5 separate regions of the Homo sapiens genome follow, and all the other regions are linked to region 4. Evidence: read pairs that join two places in POLR2A ChIA-PET (ENCODE). Cell type or tissue: K562. All regions are shown on one strand. Each heading gives the region's core, and the rest is flanking DNA. Links, peaks and the distances in the headings are about the cores only. Region 1 has its middle 23 kb from the start of GMPR. Region 2 overlaps ATXN1 (ataxin 1). Region 3 has its middle 40 kb from the start of GMPR. Region 4 overlaps GMPR (guanosine monophosphate reductase). Region 5 has its middle 30 kb from the start of GMPR.

Region 1 (6,286 bases), core at 954-4,953, 52 kb before region 4:
CTCATGAGCCATCATGCCTGGCCCTTGAGTGACATTTCTCTTTGTGACCGAAGTTTCTCATAACTTCTATCTATAAAGACAAACACAATAATAGGAATAAAATCACTTCTGAACTCTCTCATCCTAGCAATAAATAATACTCATTCAGGCGGGGTGCAGTGGCTCACACCTGTAATCCCAGAACTTTGGGAGGCTGAGGCAGGCAGATCACTTGAGCCCAGGAGTTTGAAACAAGCCTGGGCAACATGGCGAAACACCATCTCTACGAAAAATATACAAAAATTACCCAGGCATGGTGGCGAGCGCCTGTAGTCCCAGCTACTCAAGGGGCTGAGGTGGGAGGATGACTTGAGCCGGGGGCTCAGTTAAGGCTGCAGTGCACTGTGATTGTGTCACTGCACTCCATCCAGAACAGCAGAGTGAGGCCCTGCCTCAAAAAGTATAAACATTCATTCATGAATACATGAATTAGAAGGGAAGTGGGAGGGAAGCCCCATTTATCTATGCAGGGCGTCACCTGAATTCCAGTTCTTCCCTTTTGACCATATGGAAGGTTTGCACTTCCCCAACTGTGTTTGAAGTTAGATTTGGCCCTGGGACTGGCATGGGCTAATGAGGTATACATGGAGGTGACATGTATCATTTCCAGGCAGCCACATTCCATTTCTCCTGCCTCAGTGATCATGGGTGCAGACATTGAGAGGAAGCCTGCAGAAGCCCGGGTCCCAGAGTAACCCTGATGAGCAAAGCATCTTGTTGGGTGGACCAATAGTGTGAGCAAGAAATGCGCTTGTTCTGCATCAAGCACCCGAGTATAATCCAGCCCAAGATGCACCCAATAAAAGGTGCCTCTTAAAGAAATTTTACTTCTGATGTTTAATAATTATGTATATCCGTAATTTACTTAAGTCGTTTTGATCAGTTGTCTCTAATAAAAGTTGTAACTATTAGCAACCCCCAAAAAAAGTTTTTAACAATTAAATCATTATAGTCACAGGAAATAATGAAACATTAATTTCAATTTATAGGATTCTTTTTTTTTTTTTTTTTTTTTGAGATGGAGTCTCTCTCTGTTGCCCAGGCTGGAGTGCAGTGGCGCAATCTTGGCTCCCTGCAACCTCCACCTCCTGGGTTCAGGCAATTCTCCTGCCTCAGCCTCCCAAGTAGCTGGGATTACAGGCTCCCACCACCATGCCCAGCTAATTTGTGTATTTTTAGTAGAGACGGGGTTTTACCATATTGGTCAGGCTGTTCTCAAACTCCTGACCTCAGGTGATCCAACTGCCTCAGTCTCCCAAAGTGCTGGGATTGAAGGCATGAGCCATGGCGCCTGGCCAATTTATAGGATTTTTATGGCAGAGAAGTGTGATAGGATGATCAGGAAAAGCCTCTTATCCCAGTGCAATTTATTTCATAAAGCTGGAAATGAACCACCCCAGGATAAATTCCTGAGGGGGATTGTAACCACCCGATGGGTTCATTTTGCCTGCTGCCCAGATACAGCTGATCTATCAAGGCAGAGGAATTGCAATAAAGAGTCCAATTCATGCAGAGCAGCTGAATGGGAGATTGGAGTTTTAATATTACTGGAGTTTTATTATTATAAGGCAGTTTATTGATCTGGGTGGGAAGGCGGTTTGTTTCTGGAAATGGCTGTCATTATCTTTGTTTTTTGTTTTTGTTTTTATTTTTGTTTTTTTGAGACAGAGTCACTCTGTCACCCAGGCTGGAGTGCAGTGGCAGGATCTCAGCTTACTGCAACCTCCACCTCCCAGGTTCCAGTGATTCTCCTCCCTTAGTCTCCTGAGTAGCTGGGATTACAGTCACCCGCCACCACGCCTGGCTAATTTTTGTATTTTTAGTAAAGACAGTGTTTCACCATATTGGCCAGGCTAGTCTTGAACTCATGACCTCAAGTGCTCCATCCACCTCGGCTTCACACACTGCTGAGATTACAAGCCTGAGCCACCGTGCCCAGCCTGTTATCATCTTTGTTTCAAAGTTAAACTATAAACTGAGCTCCTCCCAAAGTTAGTTGATCCTCTGCCCAGGAATGAACAAGGACAGCTTGGAGGTTAGAAGCAACATGGAGTCGGTTAGGTCAGATCTCTTTCACTGTCATAATTGTCTGTTATAATTTTTGCAAAGCTGGTTTCAGGATGTGAAAATAGAAGGTCAAGGACAAAAATGAACAATACAACATTTCAACTCTAAAAGTAGAATTTTTTCACGTGTTTTTTAAGCAAATGGGGGTGGACCCCAAGGAGTCATGGTATTAGTTTTCAAAACAATTTGGCTTGAAATCAGCTAGAAATCACACGGGTTTGTTTTGTTTTGTTTTGTTTTGTTTTGAGATGGAGTCTTGCTCTGTCGCTAGGCTGGAGTGCAGTGGCATGATCTTGGCTCACTGCAACTTCCACCTCCCGCGTTTAAGCAATTCTCCTGCCTCAGCCTCCCAAGTAGCTGGGACTATAGGCGCCCGCCACAACGCCCAGCTAATTTTTTTTTTTTTTTTAAGTAGAGACAGGGTTTCACCATGTTGGCCAGGATGGTCTTGATCTCGTGGCCTGGTGATCCACCCAACTTGGCCTCCCAAAGTGCTGGGAGTACAGGCGTGAGCCACTGTGCCCGGCTGAAATTACATCTTTTAAAATTGACAAACTTATGATTAAAAATTTTTGATGTCGATTAAAAGTATGTAGAAGAATAAATAGTTTTATAAAATTTTGAAGGAATACTTGAACCAAAAATTTGAAGATGACAGTCTCATCTACCTAAGGCAGGGTTCCTCAGCCTTGGCACCACTGACGATTGGGTTATGTAATTCTTTGTTGTGGGGCGGTGCTGTGCACTGTGAACTGTTCAGCAGCATCCGTGGCTTCTATCAACCAGAAGCCACTATCGCCCCCCATCCCGTCCAGTCGTGACAACCGCAAATGTCTCTAGACATTACTAAATGTTCCCTGGAGGAGCAATAAAGAGTTGAAAAACACAGACCTGTGAGTAAAAATCTATGCCAAAAATGCTTTTCTTGTCTACTGGCCACGACTGTCTTCAAAGTCATAAATTGTCCAGAAAACACTGACAGTGACTCTGAAATACCCTCAACCCTATTGTCTATTTTCCTCCAAGCTTAACAGAAGTGGCCAGGAAAGGATGACTTATACCAAAACCAACTGGTATAAGTCAGCTGACTCATGCATGTTTCCTGCCTGCCCCTGATAAGCATGGAAGCGTGTGACCTCTGGTATAAACTGAAATGGAATTCAGTTCTCCCGAAGAATGGGAAACTTGAGTTTAGCACTACTCAGGGCTGTTTCTTGTCTACCTACTTTTTTTTTTTTTTTTTTTTTTTTTTTTTGAGACGGAGTCTCACTCTGCTGCCTAAGCTGGAGTACAGTGGTGCAACCTCGGCCCACTGCAACCTCCACCTCCCGGGTTCAAGTGATTCTCCTGCCTCAGCCTCCCAAGTAGCTGGGATTACAGGCGCGCAACACCGCGTCTGGCTAATTTTTGTATTTTTAGTAGAGACGGGGTTTCACCACGTTGGCCAGGCTGGTCTCGAACTCCTGACCTCAGGTGATCCACCTGCCTCAGCTTCCCAAAGTGTTGGGACTACAGGCGTGAGACACTGCGCCCGACCTCCAGATACCTTGTTTTTAATTCTTTTGAGTATATACGCAGAAGTGGAATTGCTGGATCATATGGTAATTCTGCTTTTAATTTTCTGAGGAACCTCCATCCCGTTTTCTACAGCAGCTACACTTTTCAGATTGTCTTTTCAGGCTTTCACACTTCTGAGGACCTAATGACTCCTCCCAGGGGGGCCTCCAACTCGACTCAGCTGTCCTGTGGCCCCCACCTAAAAGCGGGCTCAGCGCACAAGGACCGTTTTCCACACCTCTGTGACTGCATCCCCACCCAATCACCAGCACCCATTCCCCTGCCTGCCAAACTATTCTTGGAAAACCCTAGACTCTGAAATTTCAGGGAGACTGATTTCAGTAATAAAACTCGTCTCCCAGTCAGCCAGCTCTGCGTGAATTAAACTTTTTCTCTGGCAGTTCCCGTCTTGATAAATCTGCTCCATCTGGGCAGCAGGCAAGGAAAAACTCCTACCCTTCCCAGACTCTAGTATCCATTTGAGAGGTGACAGCTTGCTGGCAGCCCTCACGCGCTCTCGGCGCCTTCTCTGGCTGGGCTCCCACTTTGGCGGCACTTGAGCCCTTCAGCCCCCCGCTGCACTAAGGGACCCCCTTCCTGGGCTGGCCAAGGCCGGAGTCGGCTTCCTCAGCTTGCGGGAAAGTGTGGCGGGAAAGGCGCGGGCGGAAACCGGGGCTGCGCGGGGTGCTTGCCGGCCAGCGCGAGTTCCGGTTCGGTGTGGGCTCGGCAGGCCCCTCACTCGGAACGGCCTGTCGGCCCTGGCGGCCCCGGGCAGAGGGGCTTAGCACCCGGGCCAGCGGCTGCGGAAGGTGTGCTGGGTCCCCCAGCAGCGCCGGCCCACTGGCGCTGCGCTCAATCGATTTCTCGCCAGGCCTTAGCTGCCTCCCCGCGGGGCAGGGCTCAGGACCTGCAGCCCACCATGCCTAGCCTCCCCACCCCACTATGTGGGCTTAGGTGTGGCCCGAGCCTCCCCCGACAAGCACAGCCCCCTGCCCCACGGTGCTGAGTCCCATTGACCACCCAAATGACTGAGGAGTGCGGGGACACAGTGAGTGACTAGCAGACAGCTTCCACCTGCAGCCCCAGTGCAGGACCCACTGGGCGAAGTCAACTGGGCCTCTGACCCTGGTGGGGAATTAGCGAACCTTTACGTCTAGCTAGGGGATTGTAACTACACCAATTAGCATTCCGTTATCTAGCCCAAGATTTGTAAACACACCAATCAGCACCCTGTGTCTAGCTAAGGACTTGTGAATGCAACAATCCACACTGTATCTAGCTATTCTAGTGGGGACGTGCAGAACTGTGTCCGAAACTGGTGGCCTCTATGGCTTATAAGAATGAAGCCGCAGACACTCGCCCTGTGTGTTTCAGCTGTTACAATATCCCGTCCAGAGTTTCTTTCAGTGGGTTTCTGATCTCGCAAGCTCAGAACTGAATCTGGAGACCTTCGCGGTGTTACAGATCTTAAGACAGCACGTACTGGAGGTGTTCCTTCCTCCTGTGGGCTTCTGGTCTTACCGGCTTCAAGAGTGAAGTCGCAGACCTTTACTAGTGAATATTACAGATCCATATAAAACAAAGTTGAACCTAAGAAACCAAAGAAAAACTTTCACAGCCACCTTGCGCAGCCTGCTTTTATTCTCTTATCTGGCCCCACCCACATCCTGCTGATTGGTAGAGCCCAGTGGTCTGTTTTGATAGGGCACTGATTGGTGCGTTTACAATCCCTGAGCTAGACACAAAGGTTCTCCACGTCCCCACTAGATTAGCTATAGTGTCCAAACGTTCTCCAAGGCCCCACCAGAGTAGCTAGAGTGTCGATTGGTGCATTCACAAACCCTGAGCTAGACACAGGGCGCTGATTGGTGTGTTTACAAACCTTGAGCTAGATAGAGTGCCGACTGGTGTATTTACAATCCCTGAGCTAGACATAAAAAGGTTCTCCATGTCCCTACCAGACTCAGGAGCCCAGCTAGCTTCACCCAGTGGATCGCACACCGGGGTTGCTGGTGGAGCTGCCTGCCAGTCCCGCACCGTGTGCCTGCACACCGGGGCTGTAAATGGAGCTGCCTGCCAGTCCTGCATCATGTGCTAAGTCCCTCATTGCCTGGGGCTAGCCGGGCCAGCCAAGCCCACGCCCACCCGGAACTGCAGCTGGCCCACAAGTGCCGCGCGCAGCCCGGGTTCTCGCTCGCACCTCTCTCTCCACACCTCCCTGCAAACTTAAGGGAGCCAGCTCCAGCCTTGGCCAGCTCAGAAAAGGGCTCCCACAGTGCCGCGGTGGGCTGAAGAGCTCCTCAGGTGCAACCAAAGTGGGAGCCCAGCCAGAGGAGGCGCCCAGAGCGAGTGAGGGCTATGACGACTGCCGGCACGCTGTCACCTCTCAGAACCTTTATGTCTAGCTCAGGGATTGTAAACGCACCAATCAGCACCCTGTCAAAACAGACCACTTGGCTCTCTGAAAAATGGACCAATCAGCAGGATGTGGGTGGGGCCAGATAGAATAAAAGCAGGCTGCCCGAACTAACAGCGGCAATCTGGTTGGATTGTATTCGATAATGTGGAGGCTTTAGTTGTTTTCTTGTTTGCAACAAATTTGGTTGCTGTTCTCTGGGTTTAT
Region 2 (6,286 bases), core at 1,204-5,203, 56 kb after region 4:
TAATCCATTCAATGCATAATGTTACCACCGATGACTCACAGCTCACAGAAGTCAACCAAAAAATAGTAGAATGAAAGGAAAGCCATCGGTAGACAGCCAGTAAGTACATCATGATAACAACTGCTGTACGAGCACACACACAGGCACACTCACACCCACGCCAGGACAGTCGGGAGGAGGAAATGGCACTGAATATTAAGCAGCCACCGAGTCAGGGAAGCAGTCACCTCGGGAGGCGCTGGGAAGCGACAGACGGCCCTAATAACACAGAGCCTGGCATTTAGGAAAGAAGCAAAGGAACGTGTCAACCCAGAGCACTTTACCAATACATTTTACAACTCCACTGAGCAAATGCTGTGTACTCTTCAGAGAAGCTGAACCTAGGAAGGGTGAGACAGAAGGATGGGATAATATAGAACGCCGCCAGATGGAAGCCAAAGGCTCCCCAGCTGGGGCCATCCTGGGCAGGGCTGTCCCAGCGGGCACGTCACTAACAGCCTCTTGCAGAAGAGGAGCCTGGGAGCCCTTGTTTCTGCATTGGTTGTCTTACTGATCTGGAGGGCTGGAGCACCAATGCACCCCTCAAATCCAGTTCATACTCAGAAATACAGATTGATATGCTCACGCAGGCTGGCATGACATCATTTAGCCTTAGAAACAGGAACGGCGGGAAGGGTGCTCGCCTCGGCCACTCGCGGGATTCCACCCCGAGGATTACAGGCAGGGTAAAAATGGCTTATTGTGCTCATTGGAAAAGTTCAGCCTTCTTTCTAGACTTTCATCAGCTGCCTCTCCTTCCATAAACTCTTTTTAGAACACGAGGCCTTTGATTTATTTTTCAGCTGTGAATCACTTTCTCAGGGCCCGAGCCATCTAAGTTGAAGCAGGGAAGGGAAAACTAACATTGCACAAGGTCCCAGTGCTACTGACGGGTGAGGGATATGTTCAGACTCAGATCTCTTCAGTGCCAGTTCCTGCATTTTCCAAGCAGCTAACCTACTTCCTACCCAAGGAGGAGGTGCGAAGCCCCATCCTTCTTTTGAGTTGCATTGGCTCCCACGTTGATGCTATCGCCTCGGGGGTCGCATCTGGATGCGCCACAGACTTATGGCCTCAAACTTGGAGGATATTAAGTGGATTATATTTGGCAGTGAGGCCCAAGGGAAGTGATTCTGTCATCCTTTGGGACTCTCAACCAGAATCAAGGCATGGCAAAGCAGCAACTCTCTTCCAGGGTGGGGAACGTGCTATCACCCTCCACTGAAGAGGAAGGAGGCTTCCTTTGGTGCACGCAGTAACAATGGACAACACCTGGCATTCCCCTTTCCTCCCACAGCACCTAGGTGGGGGCCTGGGGGATGCATAGACGCTTTGCTCGAGTGGAGAAAAGCTGTACTGGGCAGGGCAATGCCACAGGGATAGTGACAAACACGGAAAAGCATTTTTCTCCTACATTGCCTCGTCTGGAGCGTCAGCTGGGACAATGCTGGGGGCATCTTTCCACAGTCTTAATGAGGAATTCAGCCCCTTAAAAATCATCCCCAAACTAAACACCCCTCAGTTTTATATGCCATGGCTTTAGTTCCCATGAGGTCTGTGTGCCGCTTAGCATGAGGTCAGTACATGTTCATCTTAATGCTCTTCTTGGTTTTTTGTTAACCGACGCTAATAAATTTTTACAAGGGCTGTGCTGTTCTGGAAAGTATAAAAGTGAAGCATTAAAAAACGGAACCCTCTCAAGAGATTATCTCCTATGAAGAATCATACGTGGCCGGGCGCCGTGGCTCACGCCTATAATCCCAGCATTTTGGGAGACCGAGGTGGGTGGATCGCTTGAGCCCAGGAGTTCCAGACCAGCACGGGCAAGATAGCAAAACCCTGTCTCTACAAAAAAACACAGAAAATTAGCTGGGTGTAGTGGTACACACCCATAGTCCCAGCTACTGGGGAGGCTGAGGTGGGAGGATCAATTGAGTCCAGGAGGTTGAGGCTGCAGTGAGCCAATGATCCCATCACTGCACTTCAGCCTGGGTGACAGGGCAAGACCCTGTCTCAAAACAAGCAAACAAACGAACACAAAAACCCACAGAAAAACAAAACTCATTTGCCTGGTTTAGAGAGGAGAGTGCTGCAGCTCAGAGAGGTGAAGTAACTTGTCCTGCCAGAGACCCAAATCCGCACCCCTGGGTCTGTCACCACCATACTATATCACACTGCTTTCCCTGGGGGTGTGATGTTGGGGGGGTCTTATGAGTTCAGGCATCCTCAAGAGTCTGTTCATGCAGGATTTCTGCCTAGAGTCACAATGCCATCTGTTTTGGAGAAAACCATCTCTTCTTCCACAACTTCCCCAATCAAATTTGTGATTTTGCTTATTAAGCTCAACAATTTGCACATTTCTGAATTTCTCTGTGGGTGCAGTGTCAGCAGTGCCTAACCAGTTGAGAAGACCAGGAAGATTCTTCAGGCTAGGGGAGAAAACCCCTCAGGAAGGCACTGCAGAGGGGAGAAGGATGTAGCCTTTGGAACCTCAATTAAGTCCAGATATGAGTTCTCTCTCTCCCTCCCATCTCCCCCTCTCATGCTCTCTGTCTGAGTCTCCACTGACTCTGAACCTGTCACTTGTGGCAAACACAGCTGGTGGAGTATTTTAGCTGTGATGATGTCAGCCGATTTCTGATAGGCTCCTCGGTAAAGTGACAAATCATTGGTTGCGTCAGGCCTTGCACTTTTGTTTCTACAGCGTGAAGCCCTAGCTGCCTTTTCAGCAGGTCTCAGCACACTTGCCTTTCTTTGAGGAAGCCCTTCCCGGCATGCAGCATAGCCACGCGGGGGCCAACCTCACAGACCTGCCAACAGGCCCTGACAACACTTCTACCTGCTCGTCTGCACCCTGGCTGTCAGTAGAGAGATTTAGTGATCTCACTATGGGAAAAAACATGAGAACAGGGCTCTGACTTCACAGGGAAGCCAATTTCTCTTTCATTTAATCATTAATTTTGCAAAGTTTGGAGTAGGGAAAAACACACCTAGATCTTCCTCCCCAAGAACAGAAGAGGGCTGTAAGGGGCTGGGCGCAGTGGCTCACGCCTACAATCCCAGCTTTAGGAGGCTGAGGCGGGTGAATCACCTGAGGTCAGGAGTTCGAGACCAGCCTGGCCAACATGGTGAAACCCTGTCTCTACTAAAAATACAAAAATTAGCAGGGGGTGATGGCGTGTGCCTGTAGTCTCGGCTACTTGGGAGGCTGAGGCAGAAGAATCACTTGAACCAAGAGGCAGATGTTGCAGTGAGCCAAGATCACCCCACTGCACTCTGCACTCCAGCCTGGGTGACAGAGCAAGACTCTGTCTCCAAAAAAAAAAAAAAAAAAAAAAAAAAAAAATAGAAGAGTCTGGTTTCTGCAGAGGCTGCCAGGCCTGGGAAGTGTGGCCCACAGCTGAAGTGGCTGCCTTCATTCTCAAGCTGAAGTTGATGCTGGCCGGCAAGGAACCAGTCGCATTTCTAAACAAAACCTCTTTTCACACCTGCCTCTGTTCACAAAAATGTGTTAAGGATTCTAAGTACCATGAAAAGCAATGACTCTTCACTCATGTTTATTTTCCATGTGTCACCTGGGGTCTGTGAAGAGTCAACTTTGCTCAAGGTAGTTCATTTTCTTTCTCCTAGTACCCACCCCTAATTCATGCAGGAAGTGAACAGCCACTACAGAGGGGTAGTGAGCTGTATTATTATGCCATTTATTTTAAAAATCCTGATTTTCTTTTTTTTTTAAATAAGATCTTTGGGGAAATCTTTCTTGGGCCCTTCCAAAGACTGTAAACCTACAGTGACATCTCATAATACAAAGAAAAGTATTCAGGGCTAAAAGCTCTCGGCAATGCAGGGCCCCGGCTTTGTGCAAGCCCCCATATCCAGTCATTCACGAGTGGTTCTGGAAAACTGATTTGGTCCTTTCCTCACTTGGGCATTTAAGAAATGCTCAAAAAAGCCAGACATAGGGACTCGTGTCTGTAATCTCAGGGCTTTGGGAGGCCGAGGTGGAAGGACTGCTTGGAGCCCAGGAGTTTGAGACCAGCCTAGGCAACACAGCAAGACCCCATCTCTACTAAAATGTTTTTTATTTTTAAATTAGCTGGGCATGGTGGTATGCACCTGTGGTCCTAGCTACTAGGGAGGTTGGGGTGGGAGGATCGCTGGAGCCTAGGAGGTCAAGGCCACAGTGAGCTATGATTGCACCACTGCATTCCAGCCTAGGAGACAAGAAACACTGTCTCAAAAATGAAAAAAAAAAATGCCCAAAACAATTCAAACCATTAATTAGTTTATCTTTTTTTTCTTGTTTTATTTTATCTGAATGTCCCAAATAGCAGCTATTTCATGACTATTTTCAACTCAAGCTGGAAGGAGGCTCTGTCCCATTTGAATGTTTTCAAATCCTAGATGGAAACACTTGTAGAAAGTACGCTCGATAGCCAGGAAAGCTCTCAGCTGCAGGCTGAACCTGCTGGACTCCCAGCAACTTGGGCAGTGAAAGAAATGGGCTGTGGAATAAATGCATGTAATCGATCTAAGAACCTGGAAAAGGGTAGATTGAAGGAGCCTGTGGAAATTAAGAGCGTTAACCATACTTCCAGTGACTCATCTTGGCTACAGCTGACTTTACCCCAAGCCCAGCAGGTCACCTGGGACAGCCCTGACTTCTCAGATTGTATTAACCACGCTTTTATTTTCTGATGCTTTGATATTTTAGTGTCTTGTGGATCCCAGAGGTATAGTCTCTCCTAGGATTAGCTAATTCCTAGAGGCCTGACTTTTATATGCAAACCAACCAGTCCAGAGCTAATTCCTAGGAGCCTGACTTTCATATGCAAACTAACCAGTCCAGAGCCCACTCCCCAGCAGCCTCCTATATTGGTCCATCACACTTAGGGCTGCCTTCCATCTGTTTTTTTTTTTTTGTCTGAGACAGAGTCTTGCTGTGTGTCCAAGGCTGGAGTGCAGTGGCCTGATCTCGGCTCACTGCAATCCCCACCTCCCGGGTTCATGCAATTCTCCTACCTCAGCCTCTGGAGTAGCTGGGATTACAGGCACACACCACCATGCCCGGCTAATTTTTGTATTTTTAGTAGAGACAGGGTTTCACCATGTTGGCCAGGCCGGTCTCGAACTCCTGACCTCTGGTGATCCACCCGCCTCAGCCTCCCAAAGTGCTGGGATTACAGGTGTGAGCCACTGTGCCCAGCCCTTCCACCTGTATTGATCACCCCAGCACCAGCAGCCAGACAACTAAGGACAGCCCCTACACCCCAGAGCACACTGGAATTATCCACTCTAACCAATCCTAAACCCGTTTACCCTGCCTCCCATGAAACCACAATAAAGGCTGTTGTTTGCCACATTTCCCCTCACTCCCTCCACCTCCTGACCCACCTGGGGCTTCCCCAGGTGCCCCCCACTTTACGGTGTTCTACACCTCTTGGTGTAGAGTGCCCTTTCCTCTTGGGATCAGAGAGTATAAAAATTATCTCGTCAAAGAGAGTTGTCTGCTGATCTATCTGTTGGCCTTATCATACCTAAATAATAAGACATTATATATATGTTGGAGACCGGGCCTTGCTATGTTGCCCAGGCTTGAGTGCAGTGATAGTCACAGGTTCAGCCATAGCTCACTACAGCCTCGAACTCCTGGGCTCAAGTGATCCTCCTGCCTCAGTCTCTGGAGTAGCTGGGACCGAAGGCATATACCACTGTACCCAGCTAATAAGACATATTTTAAAACATGGATGTTGCAATGGGATATGATTGCTTTAGCATCTAATCCCCTCACTCCAACGGCATCCTCTGTCTTTTCCTGGTAAGAAAAAGTGCCGAATGACCACTAGAAGGACCTGAAGTCCAGCAGCGTTTCCTAATCAGGGTTCCTCATCTTAATCACAGAATTCAAAAAATAACTAGAGTGGTGAGTTTCTGGATTGTCTCAAGGACTCCATAACTAGCCCCACTCTCCATGCATGGAGGTTAATTCATTACACACAGCAGAGATCACGGGGAAATGGGGCTTATTTTTTCTAGAGAACGCAGTTGGGAAAGGCCGAGTCTAAGGTCTAGGTGTACCCGAGAACCCTTAATCCTGCCTCATAGAAGCAATTCGTCTTGCCAGGAGATGATGATGGCATCACGGTGTGGTGTCCCATCCCTGTGCCACCCTGGCTAACGTTACCTGGGCTCGGTGCTCCCCGACGGCGAACTGTATCACGGCCACGCCCGGGCTATGGCTGTCTTC
Region 3 (6,286 bases), core at 1,059-5,058, 69 kb before region 4:
GCCTAGGCAACTTAGTGAAACCATGCCTCTAAAAAAAAAATAAAAATAAAAATAATTGGGAGTGACTGGGGAAATGCATGGGGATATAAAGAAAAAAATAACTAATAACCATTACTGAGCTGGATGATAAGTATGTGGAGTTCATTATATTATTCTCTCCACTTTCACATATATTTGAAATATTCCATATAAAAAATGTTTTAATATGGTTCACACATCCAGAAATGCAAGTTTATTTGTGGCTGTATGATATAATGCAATGTTTCTTAAAATACATTCTTTGCAACATTAGTTCCAAATAATAGACTGGTTCCCATTAATAGATTTCCTTCATATAACAGATTCTGAGATTAGATTAGAAAATGCTAAAGTAGGCAGCAAAACGGCTGAATAGAAGGTTCTGGGCCAGGTGCACTGGCTCACATCTGTAATCCCAACACTTTGGGAGGCTGAGGCAGCCAGATCACCTGAGGTTGGGAGTTCGAGACCAGCCTGACCAACATGGAGAAACCCCATCTCTACTAAAAATACAAAATTAGCCAGGCGTGGTGGTGCATGCCTGTAATCCCAGCTACTTGGTAAGCTGAGGCAGAATAGCTTGAACCCCGGAGGTGGAGGTTGTGGTGAGCCGAGATTGCGTCATTGCACTCCAGCCTGGGCAACAGAAACTCCATCTCAAAAAAAATTTTCACCAGTTGTCTCCCAAGAACATCAAACTTAATAACTACACAAAAAAACACCTTCATAATAACCAAAAATCAGAAAAGCACCCCCAGTATGTGGTTTTAACTTATGAAAGAGCTACTGAAGAGAGTCTTGAATTGCTGACGCCTCTCCCTCATACCATAGTAGTTGTGTAGCCCATGGAGAGAATCTATGTGCTCAGGAAGAGGGAGAGCACAGCGATTGTTACACTTTGCTTTGAACTCAGTGCTGCCCTGTCACAGTAGAAAACAAAAGCGGGCTGAACCAAGCCGAGGCCGCTCCACAGAGAAAGCATTTAGACCACCCCTAGCCAAAGGGAAATCAGAATCGCCCATCCCAGCAGTTCAGAATTGAGTTCTGATGTGTCCGGAATTGATGGGTTGTCTCACTGACTTCAAGGAAAAAGCCGCAGATCTCCGTGGTGGGTGCTAAAATTCTTAAAGGTGGTGTGTCTGGAGTATGTTCCTTTTCATGTTCAGACGTGTGCAGTTTACGGGGGTGGGGAGGTTCTAGGTCTCGCTGGCTCAGGAGTGAACCTGCAGACCTTCACGGTGAGTGTTAGAGCTCCTAAGGTGGCGCAGCTGGAGTTGTTTGTTTCTACCCGTGAGTTCGTGATATTATTAGCTTCAACAAAGAAGCTGCAGACCTTCATGGTGAGTGTTAGGGCTCATAAATGCAACGTAGACCCAAACAGTGAGCAGTAGCAAGATTTATTGCAAAGAATGAAAGAACAAAGCTCCCACTGTGGGGAAAGGAACCCAAACACGTTGCCACTGCTGTTTCTGGCAGCCTGCTTTTATTCTCTTATGTGGCCCCACCCACATAAGAGAGGGCGCTAAGCCCCTCACTGCCCGGGGTGGCAGAGCAGGCTGGCTGCTCCCAGTGCGGGGCGGTGGGGGGGGCGCAGTGGGGCGGGGGGGGGGCACGCCCACCCGGAACTCTAGCTGATTGGTCCACTTTACAGACAGTCGATTGGTCTGTTTTACAGAGAGCTGATAGGTCCGTTTTGACAGGGTGCTGATTGGTGAGTTTACAATCCCTGAGCTAGACACAAAAGTTCTCCACATCCCCACTAGATTAGCTAGATACAGAGTGCTGATTGGTGTATTCACAATCCCTTAGCTAGACATAAAGATTCTCCAAGTCCCTACCAGATTAACTAGATACAGAGTGCCAATTGGTGCATCCACAAACCCTGAGCTAGACACAGGGTGCTGACTGGTGTGTTTACAAACTTTGAGCTAGATACAGAGTGCTGATTGGTGTATTCACAATCCCTTAGCTAGACATAAAGATTCTCCAAGTCCCCACCAGATTAGCTAGATACAGAGTGCCAATTGGTGTATCCACACACCCTGAGGTGGACACAGGGTGCTGATTGGTGTGTTTACAAACCTTGAGCTAGATACAGAGTGCTGATTGGTGTATTTATGAGCCCTTAGCTAGACATAAAGGTTCTCCAAATCCCCACCGGACTAAAGAGCCCAGCTGGCTTCACCCAGTGGATCTCGCACCGGGGCCCCCGGTGGAGCTGCTCTGCCGGTCCCGCGCCCTAGGCCCATACTTCTCACCCCTTGGGCGGTCGATGGGACCGGGCGCCGTGGAGCAGGAGGCGGCGCTCGTCGGGGAGGTTCAGGCCGCACAGGAGCCCAAGGCGGGGGTCGGAGACTCAGGCATGGCGGGGTGTAGGTCCCGAGCCCTGCCCCGCGGGGAGGCAGCTAAGGCTCGGCGAGAAATCGAGTGCAGCGCCAGCGGGCCAGCATTTCTAGGGAACCCAGCGCACTCCCCGCAGCTGTTGGCTCAGGTGCACTGCCCGGGGCTGGTGGGGCGGGCCGGCTGCTCCCAGTGCGGGCCCGCCAAGCCCACGCCCACCCGGAAATCTAGCTGGCCTGCAAGCGCCCTGCGCAGCCCCGGTTCCCACCCTTGCCTGTCTCCCCACACCTCCCCACAGGCTGAGGGAGCCGGCTCTGGCCTCGGCTATCCCAGGAAAGGGTTCCCACAGCGCAGCGGTGGGCTGAAGGGCTCCTCAAGCGCGGCCAGAGTGGGCGTCGAGGCCGAGGAGGCGCCAAGAGCGAGCGAGGGCTGTGAGGGCTGCCAGCTTTCTGTCACTTCTCAGTACCATCTCAGCTCACTACAACCTCTGCCTCCTGGGGTCAAGCCGTCCTCCCACCTCAGCCTTCCAAGTAGCTGGGACTGCAAGTGCATGCCACCACACCGGGCTAATTTTTGCATGTTTTATAAAGACGGGGTTCTGCCATGTTGCCCAAGCTGGTCTTGAACTCCTGAGCTCAAGCGATCCACCTTCCTCAGCCTCCCAAAGTGCCGGGATTATAAGCACGAGCCACTGCACCAGGCCAGATCAGTTTTTGCTTTAAGAGACAATAATCAGGGTAGGATGGCTTTAGGGAATCTGTGCTGTTGTGTTTGTATACATTTTTCTGGGAAGAAGTTTCATACATTTTGTTAGATTCTTCAAGTCATTTGGGACCAAATAAATTTAAAAACAATTATTGTGGTCAAACTAGATGTATATGTGTTTGTTCATTTGTTTTTCTGCAGCATCCTCAAAGTGTGGGGTGGAGAAGGCTTTTAGGACCAGTTCTAATTTAGATCATGCCTTGTCTTTGTCGAGTGTTTCTGTCAAACTCATCTGGATATTTAAACCAAAAGCCTTGAACTTTTGTAAATTTAATAGCAAGGAAAAAATACCAAGAGCAAGGTTGAAGACTTAAGACTGAAATACATTCCTGTTCTGTTTCAATTGCAATAAGAAACTCCTTGATTTTGAATTAAGTGGTGGGTTTAGAGGAAAGAACAAGTACAATGGGGTAGGGAGGGCTTATCTTTGGAAAGCTCAGTTCAAGCTAGTTAAAAATCCTAATTTCAAATTTAAAGTATTACTGCACAATCATTTTATTATGTGCATTGTATAGTTAAAAATATAAATGTTCACTAATAATGGAAAGTGAGAGAAGTTAATGAAGAGATTATACTTCAAAGTAATGATATTAATCAGTCCTAAGCCTTCAATATATTAATACAAAAGAATTAATTCATTTGGAAGAATGTTCATTAAAGGAACATTTTTTTAAGTCACAAGATCCTCCTGCCACTAACTTTCTAAGAGGTCACCCCACTTTCCTCCCCAAAGCTTAATACACCTTTTCGTGCCGTAATATGTTCATTTCCCATTTCCATGGCTCCTTGAGGTCTGGCTTCACCAAATGCTCTCACAGCTCTGTATTTTGGCTTCTTTCCTCTGGGCATTTATTACTGACCCCCTCAAATCATCACTGAAAAGTGTGTGATGATTTTTGGTGGTCTAGGAGCTGGATGGAGCTTGTATCCTTTTGCACAACACACAAGCAGCTATAGGCCAAGCCTACTCAGAGCCCAGAGGTTTCTTCGGGGTCTGCTTCTGTGCTTGACTGTGCAGTCAGCAGCCTCACTGTGAGCCCAGCTGGCTGCTCTGCTGCACTGTCTGCACTTAGTGAGCATTGCCTTATGGAGCCGTCACCAGCAAATCTGCCACGGACGTCCCTGTGGCAATAGGGGCCCAGGACACCGTGTATAGGGTACCAAGAAAGAAACCCCTTATCCCCAACAATTCCTAGATTCTATTTTAACCAAGCAGTTTGCTCCTTTTCCCTGATCAGCTAGTTTACAGGAATTGCTAACATGGAGCAAGATTATTTTTATCCTCTTTTCATTCTTTCTTTCAACCATTTGGCATCAGCTGAGCAGTAACATCACCAAAAGTCTGGAAATCTTTAAAAAGAGGAGAGGCACTAGGCCAGTGAATCCATGAATTGGATAATCGGCCCCTGAATAATTAGGACCAGACTGTACAGTAAACAACACCCCCCTCCCCGGGAGTCAACAGCACGCCCAGCCATAAACTCTCCCTGCTGGAGATGCAAGAGTTTTCCTTCTGCCGGCAACGCCCCCAATCCTGCCCTGCATTCAAGACCACAAACAATTCCCCTTCAGCTCGGACATATCTTTCCTCACGTGGAGCGAATTTTCTGGACTTGAATGTGAATGCGACATGCTGACCTGGAATTTGCATAAGCTCCGCTTCATGTCTCTAAGTTTGCTTCAGTGAACAGATTTTGTATCTGCTGGCAAAGGCAGGCAGTGGCACTCGGAGACAGGGGCATTTGAAACCACATTTTTTGGCTCATTAAAGCCATTCCGCCGATGTTGCTCCTCATGTCATTCAATCTATTCTCAAGCCGTTTTCTCAATGGTGCACTTCAGGGAGGTTGGGCACGGATTTTGCTCGGAACTGGATCGTGTCCATAAGTCTCGTCAGGGCCAGTTTATTCTCAGGCTCTGGCAACCTTTGAATAGCTCTTCCACCTTTGGGGGCTCCCACACAAAGCCTGCTCTGCGCAGTTTGCCCATGAACCAAGATATTTGTTTCATCTTGTTTCTGAAGTCATGGGTGTCTTGACATTGCTCCCAAAGCGGGAGCAGGATCTGTTTCCACCTCACAGCAAATAGCCACTACAAATATGTACAAACTCAGAAATCACGTTGGATGTCTTGCCTATCCAGGCTGGTCAGAGAAGGGCTACAGGCACAGAGTGCTTTCAAGAAAACATGCCTGACTTGGAGCTTTCCTCATTAATTAGGGTGCTTACAGAATTTGCTCACTCCAAGTCTGAAAAGAAAACAGCTTACTTCATTGGTAGACTGAAAAACTGGCCGACTTTCTCTTCTCTTTTTTTTTTTTTTTTTTTTTTTTGTGAGACAGAGTCTTGCTCTGTAGCCCAGGCTGGAGTGCAGTGGCGCCATCTCGCCTCACTGCAACCCCCACCTCCGGGTTCAAGCAATTATCCTGCCTCAGCCTCCCAAGTAGCTGGGATTACAGGCACGCGCCACCATGCCCAGCTAACTTTTTGTATTTGTAGTAGAAACGGGGTTTCACCATATTAGTCAGGCTGGTCTCGAACTCCTGACCTCGTGATCCACCTGCCTCGGCCTCCCAAAGTGCTGGGATTACAGGCATGAGCCACGGCACTCGGTCCCGACTTTCTCTTCTTTTCCATCTCACTCTGCAGTGGGCAGTGTGGAGGGTGGAGGGAGCTGGGTGGTTTGTCCAGGTCACAGCTGCAGTTCTGTCTGTATGTGATTCTCCATATTCCTTGTTGACCTCTTTCATCCTTATCTGTGGCAGAGGCCCTGAAAGGCATTAACTGGCAGAAAAGATTCCTTGTCTAAAGCTCTGCTGCTTCTCATCCTTTCCTGCCATCCTAACGCTCCATCTGGAAACAGTGCTGTGACCTACCCAAGCACACTCCTGATTCATCCCCAGTGCCTAAGAGCTGTATTGCTCTATGGAAATACACACTGGGTAGTACATTTCCCTCCATGTACATTGGGGGCTGAATGTTAAACATTAACTGCCTGGTTAAAGGAGCTGAAGCACCTAATTCAAACTTCAGTGAGGGCTGATAACAGATATTCAGTTCCATAGACAGCTGAGATACAAATCTAGGCCTTCCCCAGGGCAATTAGGCAAGAATGAAATAAAAAGGAATCTATATTGGAAAGGAAGAAGTTAAACTATCTCTAC
Region 4 (4,000 bases), core at 1-4,000:
GGACTTGGAGAACTTTTCTGTCTAGCCTAGAGGATTGTAAATGCATCAGTCAGTGCTCTGTGTCTAGCTAAAGGATTGTAAATGCTCCAATCAGCACTCTGTAAAAATAGCACCAAGCAGCGCTGTGTCTAGCTAAAGCAGCACTGTGTCTAGCTAAAGCAGCGCTGTGTCTAGCTAAACGCACCAATCAGCACTCTGTAAAAACACACCACTCCGCACTCTGTTAAATGGACCAATCAGCAGGATGTGGGCGGGGCCAAATAAGGGAATAAAAGCTGGCTGCTGGAGCCAGCCCGGATAACCCACTCCGGAACCCTTCCACGCCATGGAGGTTTTCTTCGTTCGCTTGCTGCTGCTCGCTCTTTGGGTCCACGCGACGTTTATGAGCTGTAACACTTACTGCAAAGATGTGCAGTTTCACTCCTGAAGTCAGTGAGACCACGAAGCCACCCGCCGGGAGAAAGGAACAATTGTGGATGTGCAACCTTTAAGAGCTGTAACACTCACCGTGAAGGTCTGTGGCTTCACTGCTGAAGTCAGTGAGACCACGAACCCAGTGGGAGGAATGAACAACTCCCGACGGGCTACCTTTAAGAGCTGTAACACTTGCCATCTTTAAGAGCTGTAACACTTGCCATCTTTAAGAGCTGTAACACTTGCCATCTTTAAGAGCTGTAACACTTGCCATCTTTAAGAGCTGTAACACTCGCTGCGAAGAATGAAGAACGCCGCGCGCACCACCTTTAAGAGCTGTAACACTCACTGCGAAGGTCTGAGGCTTCATTCCTGAAGTCAGTGTAGACCATGAACCCACGAGGAGGAACGAACAACTCTGGGTGCGCCACCTTTAAGAGCTGTAACACTCACTGTGAAAAAGGTGGCACGTCGGACGTGCCACCTTTAAGAGCTGTAACACTCACTGTGAAAAAGGTGGCACGTCGGACGTGCCACCTTTAAGAGCTGTAACACTTCCTGTGGAAAAGGTGGCACGTCCGACGTGCCACCTTTAAGAGCTGTAACACGGCTGGGCGCGGTGGCTCACGCCTGTAATCCTGGCACTTTGGGAGGCCGAGATGGGTGGATCACCAGGTCAGGAGATCATAACCATCCTGGCTAACACGGTGAAACCCCATCTCTACTAAAAGTACAAAAAAAAGAAAAAATTAGCCGGGCGCAGTGGCGGGCGCCTGTAGTCCCAGCTACTCGGGAGGCTGAGGCAGGAGAATTGCATGAACCTGGGAGGGGGAGCTTGACGGCACTCCGGCCTAGGTGAGAGCGAGACTCCGTCTCAAAAAACAAACAAACAAAAAAAGAGCTGTAACACTCACTGTGAAGGTCGTGGCTTCACTCCTGAAGTCAGCGAGACCACGAACCGTCCGGGAGGAACGAACAACTCCGGACGTGCCACCTTTAAGAGCTGTAACACTCACTGCAAAGGTCTGCGGCTTCACTCCTGAAGTCGGCGTAGACCATGAACCCACGAGGAGGAACGAACAACTCTGGGTGCGCCACCTTTAAGAGCTGTAACACTCCCTGCGAAAAAGGTGGCACGTCGGACGTGCCACCTTTAAGAGCTGTAACATGGCCGGGCGCTGTGGCTCACGCCTGTAATCCCGGCACTTTGGGAGGCCGAGGTGGGCGGATCACCAGGTCAGGAGATCATGACCATCCTGGCTAACACGGTGAAACCCTATCTCTACTAAAAGTACAAAAAAAAGAAAAAATTAGTCGGGTGCAGTGGCGGGCGCCTGTAGTCCCAGCTACTCGGGAGGCTGAGGCAGGAGAATTGCATGAACCTGGGAGGTGGAGCTTGCAGTGAGCCGAGATCGCGCCACTGCACTCCGGCCTGGGTGAGAGGGAGACTCCGTCTCAAAAAACAAAGAGCTGTAACACTCACTGTGAAGGTCTGTGGCTTCACTCCTGAAGTCAGCGAGACCACGAACCGTCCGGGAGGAATGAACAACTCCGGACGGTGCCACTTTTAAGAGCTGTAACACTCACTGCAAAGGTCTGCGGCTTCACTCCTGAAGTCAGCAAGACCATGAACCCACCAGAAGGAAGAAACTCCGGACACATCTGAACATCTGACGGAACAAACTCCGGACACGCCATCTTTTAAGAATTGTAACACTCACCGCAGCCGAAGGTCTGTGGCTCCAGCGAGACCAAGAACCCACCGGAAGGAACCAATTCCAGACATACTGGGACTTGGAGGTCCCTGTGTTGGCTCTGGGAGATGCTTTTGTGCTGGTGGCTCTTTCTGATCTGGTCTGGAGGAAATAGGTGCCTGAGATCTAATGTGTTCAGATTAGATAGAGGCCAAGCTCTACTCCCCTGGGGCAATGCCGTGTCAGCTGCTGCGGGCAGATCTCCGGGAGCCATGGGCTGGATCTCCAGGGCGGGACCCTGACATTTCCATGCATGACTGATGGCTCATTGGCCTGCCCACATTCTTTCTCAAGGTTCTGAGCCACACAGATGTTTCCGCTGTACGCCTCTTCACAGAGAGGCGGACACATTGAATGTTCCTTGAAAGCTTGGGGCAGGTCTGGGGCCTCACCATTCAAGTGTCCCTCCCCTGAGGTACAAGGGGTGTGTATGGCTGAGAGCACCTCTCAGGCCGTGTTCCCTGGATTTTCTGTATTCACCCACTTTCTGGAACCATGGCTGAAAGCTACAAAGGTGATGTTCTCTCTGAAGAGTCACATAATAAACTCAGTTTAACATGGCTGTTGCCTGGATAGCAACTATTTTTCCATGGGCAGGTAGTGGGACATTTTCCACGTGCTTGGGAACAGTCACTGGGGTTGATACTCCTCTTTTTTGTTGTTGTTGAGATGGACTCTCACTCTGTTGCCCAGGCTGGAGTGTGGTGGCACGATCTTGGCTAACTGCAGTCTCCGCCTCCCAGGTTCAAGTGATTCTCCTGAGTAGCACACCTGGTTAATTTTTGTATCTTTAGTAGAGACGAGGTTTTGCCATATTGGCCAGGCTGGTCTCGAACTCCTGACCTCAGGTGATAACACCTGTCTCAGCCTCCCAAAGTGTTGGGATTACAGGCGTGAGCCACCGCGCCTGCCGATATTTCTCTTTTTATGTTAGGGGTTGGCACATCACAGCCTGTGGGCCAAATCTAGCCGCCTGCTGCCTGTTTGCCAACCCTTGCCTTTTATCATCCTATGGAAAGGATTTTTCTTGCAAGAGGACCCCAGAAAAACCAGTAAAAAGTGGTTACTGTTTAATGGGTACAGAATTTCAGTTTGAGATGATTAAAAAGTTCCAGAGATGGATAATGGTGATGGTTGTACAACAGTGTGAATGTACTCAATGCCACTGAACTGTACACCTAAAAACTTATTTACTAACAAATTTTATATTACATAAATTTAAAATAAATATGAATTATTTTAAATTAAAAATTTTAAATAAATTTAAATTTTTTATTTATTTTTAGGTGTACAGTTCAGTGGCACTAAGTCCCTTCACGAAAAAAATAAAAATTATTTAAAAAACAAAAATTTTATTTCTGTTTTCTATGTGTAAAATTTACACCTAGTAAATTTTATGTGTATTTGACCACAATTACAAAAAAACTAAAAAGAATGGGTAAAGGAGCAATATACAGAAAGTACTTTTAAATGGAGGGACTAACATTTATAAAGCACCACCAAGAGCTGGGCCCTGTGCTAAGAATTTGAGAGAACTTTCTTTGTAAACCTTTTAAGGACTAAAAGTGGGTACATCCACCCCCATTTTATAGCAGGATAAATGGAGACTCTGGTTGAAGTGATTTGCTCAAAAGTACCCAGTAATGAGGGAGGTCTAGCATTCGACCCCAGATCTTTCCGAACTTATTTTGCCATAGATGTTGAGGCCTAAAGGAAAGCTGGAAAAATTGGGGCAAAGCAGTTTTTGTTTTTATTTTTGCCCAGAGACCTTTTGTCATCAGTTCTGTTCAGGCTGCAATAACAAGATACCATAAACTGAATAGCTTATATTA
Region 5 (6,286 bases), core at 1,415-5,414, 58 kb before region 4:
CCAGTTACCAAACTGTGGCCATGTCATTGGCCAATCAGGCATAGTCAAGAACCTAGCTTTTCCACTGGCTCCTCATACTTTCAAACATAACTCCATCCCCTCTTCTCCTCTCCCTAATGCCCACAAGATCTCTGCAAAGAGCTCTAATTCCAAGTTCCCTGAATGGCAGACAATGGCAGCCCTAGGACATCTACACTGCACAGGCTGCAATTGCTAGAATCTAATTAAAATAAACATTGTAACAAGCTGCTGAGCCCCGCCCAGTGCCTCAGGAGTGCAGTGATGTGACACATCTCACTGCAGCCTCCACCTCCCACCCTCCAGCAATCCTCCTGCTTTGGCCTCCCAAAGAGTGGAAACTACAAGTGTGTGCCACTACACCTGGCTAATTTTTGTACTTTTTGTAGAGATGAAGTCTCGCCATGTTATCGAGGCTGGTCTTGAACTCCTGGGCTCAAGTGGTCCACCCACCTTGGTGTCCCAAAGTGTTGGAATTACAGGTCTGAGTTACTGAATCTGGCCAGATAGATATTTTAAACCCAGTATTTGTCTGCCTTTCTTCCTCAGTAGAATTTGAATGTACCAGGTGGCTGCTAGCTACACACCTGTGTAGGATGAGGCTTATCCTATATGTCTGCCCTATTTGTCTTGTTAAATCATATTATTATTCTGAACGCTTTCCTTCTAAAGCAGACAACCAAAGCATAGGGTATTAGCTCTTCTTAGTCCTTTTCCAATCCAAACATTTAGACTTCTTTCTGCTCACCCCTGGGCAGTATCACCCTCATCAATTTCCTCTTAATTGACTAGAATGAATTGTAACTATCCCCATCAGCAATCACATCTGTTAAGGATTGCAGAGTGCCATTGTTGTACGGGAAGAGCATTTCATTTGAGCCACCAAAAATTTACTAACGTGTGGACACAGGGACAGATACAGAGGATTGCAAACTCCAGTTTCTGAAAAACTCGATTCCAAAGCAAGGGAAAAGGTGCCCTCTAGTGGTAAACACAGCACACTACACCACAGCATCCTTATTCCAGACCGGAAGCCTGGCTATTTGAATCCTATTTTCTGTTTCTTCCAGAAACCCTGAGGTCCAGACAGGATGTGACACATGAAGGTTTAAGTGAATTAAAATAGGCTGCTGACATCTAAGGCCAGGAAGAAATAATGAGTACGGATCCACTTTCACTGAGAGCAACCATCTCTGCTAAGCCACTTCTTCAATTTGGTGGCAAGTAACCAACTATCTGGAATGAGCAAGAAATATTCCCTTCCGAATTCCTTGAAAAATGTGGGGCTTAATTTAGAATATTCAAGTTCTTTTGACATACGTACTAAGACTATACAGTTTTTATAAGTATTCTAAAAGCCCGTATAAATTACAGTTGATTGGGAACTTTTAATGTAATAATTGAGTCCTGACATAAGAGACAGTGCAATGCTCAGGAAATAATGCTGGCCTGAAAGCTTGGAGATATGGACTCCGTGACACAGCCTCTGCCACTAACTAGGTGACTTCGGGCAAGTCCTTCAACATCTCTGACCTCCGTTTTCCCGTTAACAAATGAAAGAATTGGACTAATAATTTCTAAGCTTTTTCAGCTCTAAAATGATCTAATTTGGCCAGGCGCGGTGGCTCATGCCTCTAATCCCAGCACTTTGGGAGGCCAACGTGGGTGGATCACCTGAGGTCAGGACTTTGAGACCAGCCTGGCCAACTTAGTGAAACCCCATCTCTACTAAAAATACAAAAATTAGCCAGGTGTGGTGGCGTGCACCTGTAGTCCCAGCTACTCGGGAGGCTGAGGCAGGAGAATCGCTTGAACCCGGGAGGCGGAGGTTGCAGTGAGCCAAGATTGCACCACTGCACTCCAGCCTGGCAACAGAGCGAGACTTCATCTCACATAAATAAATAAATAAATAATAAAATTATCTAACTTATAAAAACTCTTTTAGGAGAGTTATATTTTGAAATAATATCTTTTGGGGATTTGTGTGTATTTCCTTCATTAACCCCAGGGTACCCTCCCTTAGCCCACTACTAAATAAAAACCAAGATTCAGGACGGGCGCAGTGGCTCAATCCCAGCACTTTGAGAGGCTGAGGCTGGTGGGTTGCTTGGGCCAGGAGTTCAAGATTAGCCTGGCCAATATGTCAAACCCCATCTCTACTAAAAACACACACAAAAATAGCTGGACGTGGTGACGCACCCCTGTTGGGAGGCTGAGGCACGAGAATCGCTTGAACCCAGGAGGCGGAGGTTGCAGTGAGCTGAGATCGTGCCACTGGATGCACTCCAGCCTGGGCAACAGAGCGAGACTGTTTAAAAAAAAAAATAGTCAAAGAACTAGTCGAACTAAGGGTGAGAAAGATGAGAATCAGCCCATGGAACATGCTTTTGCTGTCCATGAATCTAGGAAATACCAGGGCTGGGGAAAGGAGAAAGAGGAGTTAGAGAGGTGAATTACTCAAATGAGAAAAAGGGCCTGGATAGGTAGAGGTAGGAGGTCTCAGAGAGAAGTGGGAAGGAAGATCCTCAAAAGGACAAGCTTCCATGTGTGTCCACACACCAGCTCACCGCTCCAGCCCAGCCCTGGGGACAAGTATCTCTCCTGAATAGAGGGGAGGATGTGCACGCCTCCTGGAGGAGTGGGGACATGAAGAAGCATTTATTTTAGCTCCTTTCCACTGATTACAGAAGCACTAAAGAGAACAAGTTGGGAGCATCTCCACGACAGGGAGGGCAGGGCACTGCCACTGGTACACACAGATCCTGGAACTTTAGTGTGCAGGTGGACTTAATAATACTAATATTAGGAATAGAGATATGTGCACATCTGTTTTTATCAATCAATCAGGTGTTAGCATAATTTGCTATTTCCTTTTTAAGATAGGAAGTAGCTTTTGGTTGTTGAAATTGTTTCCTCTCTTGATTAAATTAATTATCCCTAAGAACTGAAGGCTTCAGTGATCTCTGAGAATTCTTCCAAATGTGAAATATAGTTATTCTAAGACATTTCAAAGCTCAGGTTATTGTATGTTGGGTCTAATGTTAGGCTTCACTGTACCAGAATTCTATTATGTGAAACATTACTTTAAATGAGTAACTCGCCACCTAAAACATGGAATTCCTTCTTTGATATGGCAGCACTGTGTGTAGTCAGGGTTTTGCATTACATCTCTCAGGCCACCCGTGCTGGCTCATGCCTGTAATCCCAGCACTTTGGGAGGTGCTGAAGTGGGAGGATTGCTTGAGCCCAGGAGTTCAAGACCAGCCTGGGCTGCTACATGGCAAAACCTTGTCTCTACAAAAAGTACAAAAAATTGCCAGGCAGTATGCCTGTAGTCCCAGCTACTAGGGAGGCTGAGGCAGGAGGATCGTTTCAGTCTGGAAGTTTGAGGTTGCAGTGAGCTGTAATTGTGCACTGCACTCCAGCCTGGGCAATGGAGTGAGATCCTTTCCCTCCAACCCCCCAAAAATTAACAAATTACCTGGGCATGGTGGCATGCACCTGTAGTTCCAGGTACTCAAGAGGCTAACTTGGGAGGATCCCTTAAGCCCAGGAGTCCAAGGCTGCAGCGAGCTGTGATTGCACTACTGCACTCCAGCCTGGACCACAGAGCAAGACCTTGTCTCAAAAAAAAAAAAAAAAAAAAATCTCTGTATTAAACTATCCACCAGAGGCAGGACAGATGCCAGAATGTGTTTTAACATTAACATAAATGTATTAAACAAATACATTCAATCAAATATAGTACTAGATGCTACAAAAAAAGTAAAAGCAGTCTTAAATTTGATTATAGATAGAGGAAGCAATGTGCAACAAAGAAAGAGTTGTTTTATTACTAAAGGGAAAGCGAGTAAATAAGCTTATTTGTAAGTGTTCAAGTTTCTCAAGGAAGACTTCTTAAAACACAAGAATTTCATTTTATGGCATTGTGCTTGTTTTTAAGGTGGGGTTGAAAGAAGGCAGAGAAATCAATAAAACTCTCTGGCTGGATAACAGAAGCCATTTCCAGGGCAACAAGGGAGGGAGACATGCCGTGGATTTAAAGGACACAGCATTTGACTAATGCAACAAAAGAGGTGAGAAAACACAGAGGTAGAGACAAGACCCTGGGTCACACCGAGAAATGGGAAAAGTGGGGTGTAAGTCTTGGAGTTTCTCTATTTCATGCTGCAAATTGCCTTCTCTACCCGTGGGTTCCCCAGTCCCTGCCCCAGCTCACAGAACCTTCATGCTTGCTTTCTCTCTTCTGTGTCCGACAAAATTTCAGCTCAGGTAAAGATCAGAGACACACTAAATAAATATCCTTACTTTTCACAGAGGTTTTGGCATTTTAACATAAGGAAAAGGCTTATACTAGAGCTTCCCCAAGGATGGCAAACGCTGCTTCTTCCAGGGGTCTCGGTGGAAGAAGCCCAAGATGGGGACCGTGGAATCTGAATGAAGTCCGTGTTTTATCTTTAACACATATGCGCATTTTCACAATACTCGTTCATACATCTGAGTTTATTTTCATATAAAATAATAATGATATATTATTATATTACAGCTTCCATTTATTAAATGCTATGTGCTGGGCATAGTCATAAAGACTATGACATTAGCAGTCCCCAACCTTTCTGGCACCAGGGACCAGTTTCACGGAAGACGACTTTTCCACTGACAGGAATGGGGGATGGTTTGGGGATGATTCAAGAGCATTACATTTATTGTGCACTTTATTTCTGTTATTATTATATTGTAATATATAATGAAATAACTATACAACTGATCATAATGTAGAATCAGTGGGATCCCTGAGCTTGTTTTCCTGCAATTAGAGGGTCCCATTTAGGGGTGATGGGAGACAGTGACAGATCATCAGGCATTAGATTCTCATAAGGAGCACAAAACCTAGTTCACAATAGGGTTTGTGCTCCTGAGAATCTAATGCTGCCACTGACCTGACAGAAGGCTGAGTTCAGGTGGTAATGCTCCTTCGTCCACTTACTTCCTGCTATGTGGCCCAGTTCCTGACAGGCCATGGACAGGTACCAGTCCACAGCCCAGGGATTGGGGACCCCTGATATACATCCATTATCTTGTTTAATCTTCTTGTTTTTTTTTTTTTTTTTTGAGATGGAGTCTTGCTCTGTTGCCCAGGCTGGAGTGGAGTGCAGTGGCCTGATCTCAGCTCACTGCAACCTCCGCCTCACAGGTTCAAGTGATTCTCCTGCCTCAGCCTTGCGAATAGCTAGGATTACAGACACGTGCCACCACGCCCAGCTAATTTTTGTATTTTTAGTAGAGATGGGGTTTCACCATGTTGGCCAGGCTGGTCTCGAACTCCTAACCTCAAGTGATCGGCCCTCCTTGGCCTCTCAAAGTGCTGGGATCACATGTGTGAGCCACCATGCCCAGCCTAGCCCTTTTAAGAGACACCAGAGAGCTAGCATGAGCTCTCTTTCTCTGTCTCCTCTCTCTATCTCCCTCTCTCTATCTATCTCTTTATCTCTCTCTCTGTTTCTCTGACTCTCTCTTCCTCTCTTTCTCCCTACTCTGTGGGGACACAGCAAGAAGGCATCTGTCTGGAATCCAGGAAGAGAACCCTCTCCAAAAATCAAATCAGCTGGACCCATGATCTCAGACTTCCTACTCTCCAGAACTATGAGAGAGAAATTTCTGAAATCTGTCCTCTCATGGGCTCAGGTATTAAATTTTAATACTGCAGGCTTCACAATGGGGTGTATGCACCCCTGGGTGGCTGGGCGCAGTGGCTCACGCCTGTAATCCCAGCACTTTGGGAGGCCAAGGCAGGCAGATCACCTGAGGTCAGGAGTTTGAGGCCAGCCTGGACAACATGGAGAAACCTCTGTCTCTACTAAAAATACAAAAAAAATAGCCAGGCATGGTGTTGTGCGCCTGTAATCCCAGATACTCTGGAGGCTGAGGCACGAGATTTGCTTGAACCCAGCGGCAGAGGTTGGCAGTGAGCTGAGATCACGCCACTGCATTCCAGCCTGGGTGACAGCAAGACTCCATCTCAATAAATAAATAAATAATAAAAGGGAATCCATTTCCATCAATATGTTCAACTTGCATCCACTCTCTTTTTTGAAACTGACCTGAGAATACCAGTGATGGAAAGTCAATTTTTTTTTCATCCATGCCCTCTTATCAGTGCACAGATAAGGTTCTCAGCTTCCCAAAAGAAAGGTATCCCTCGTGCCCAACCTATCTTCATGGTGTTGCATTGCTCTGGCATATAGAATCTCTGGATGCTCTTTGAAAT

What was found. ChIA-PET counts read pairs that join two places held together with the same protein. Peaks named below come from ENCODE experiments on the same cell type or tissue, not always from the same donor. Only the 100,000 strongest peaks of a DNase experiment are listed, where the experiment ranks them.
Region 1: POLR2A ChIA-PET joins it to region 4 with 54 read pairs; 5 of 35 experiments call an interaction of 5 or more read pairs at or near these places.
Region 2: POLR2A ChIA-PET joins it to region 4 with 18 read pairs; 5 of 35 experiments call an interaction of 5 or more read pairs at or near these places.
Region 3: POLR2A ChIA-PET joins it to region 4 with 50 read pairs; 2 of 35 experiments call an interaction of 5 or more read pairs at or near these places.
Region 5: POLR2A ChIA-PET joins it to region 4 with 18 read pairs; 4 of 35 experiments call an interaction of 5 or more read pairs at or near these places.

Annotation. Positions count from the first base shown.
Region 1 is chr6:16,212,510-16,218,795 of GRCh38, forward strand. No RefSeq gene overlaps it. Among named protein-coding and RNA genes, the nearest start is that of GMPR, 23 kb to the right of the region's middle. RefSeq lists silencers at 2,347-2,523, 4,982-5,204 and a cis regulatory region at 2,748-3,434. In K562, for the core only: no CTCF peak of the experiment used is centred there; a DNase peak (open chromatin) is centred at 3,182; H3K4me3 peaks cover 171 bases.
Region 2 is chr6:16,320,171-16,326,456 of GRCh38, forward strand. It overlaps ATXN1 (ataxin 1), which reads right to left. Exons shown (of 8, transcript NM_001128164.2): 7 at 6,224-6,286. Among named protein-coding and RNA genes, the nearest start is that of GMPR, 85 kb to the left of the region's middle. RefSeq lists enhancers at 168-287, 200-1,033, 2,511-2,570. In K562, for the core only: no CTCF peak of the experiment used is centred there; a DNase peak (open chromatin) is centred at 2,721.
Region 3 is chr6:16,195,834-16,202,119 of GRCh38, forward strand. No RefSeq gene overlaps it. Among named protein-coding and RNA genes, the nearest start is that of GMPR, 40 kb to the right of the region's middle. In K562, for the core only: no CTCF peak of the experiment used is centred there; no DNase peak of the experiment used is centred there.
Region 4 is chr6:16,265,499-16,269,498 of GRCh38, forward strand. All of the region lies in intron 4 of GMPR (guanosine monophosphate reductase), which reads left to right. Among named protein-coding and RNA genes, the nearest start is that of GMPR, 29 kb to the left of the region's middle. In K562, for the core only: CTCF peaks have their summits at 426 and 639; DNase peaks (open chromatin) are centred at 283 and 2,363; H3K4me3 peaks cover 2,860 bases.
Region 5 is chr6:16,205,730-16,212,015 of GRCh38, forward strand. No RefSeq gene overlaps it. Among named protein-coding and RNA genes, the nearest start is that of GMPR, 30 kb to the right of the region's middle. RefSeq lists an enhancer at 96-305. In K562, for the core only: no CTCF peak of the experiment used is centred there; no DNase peak of the experiment used is centred there.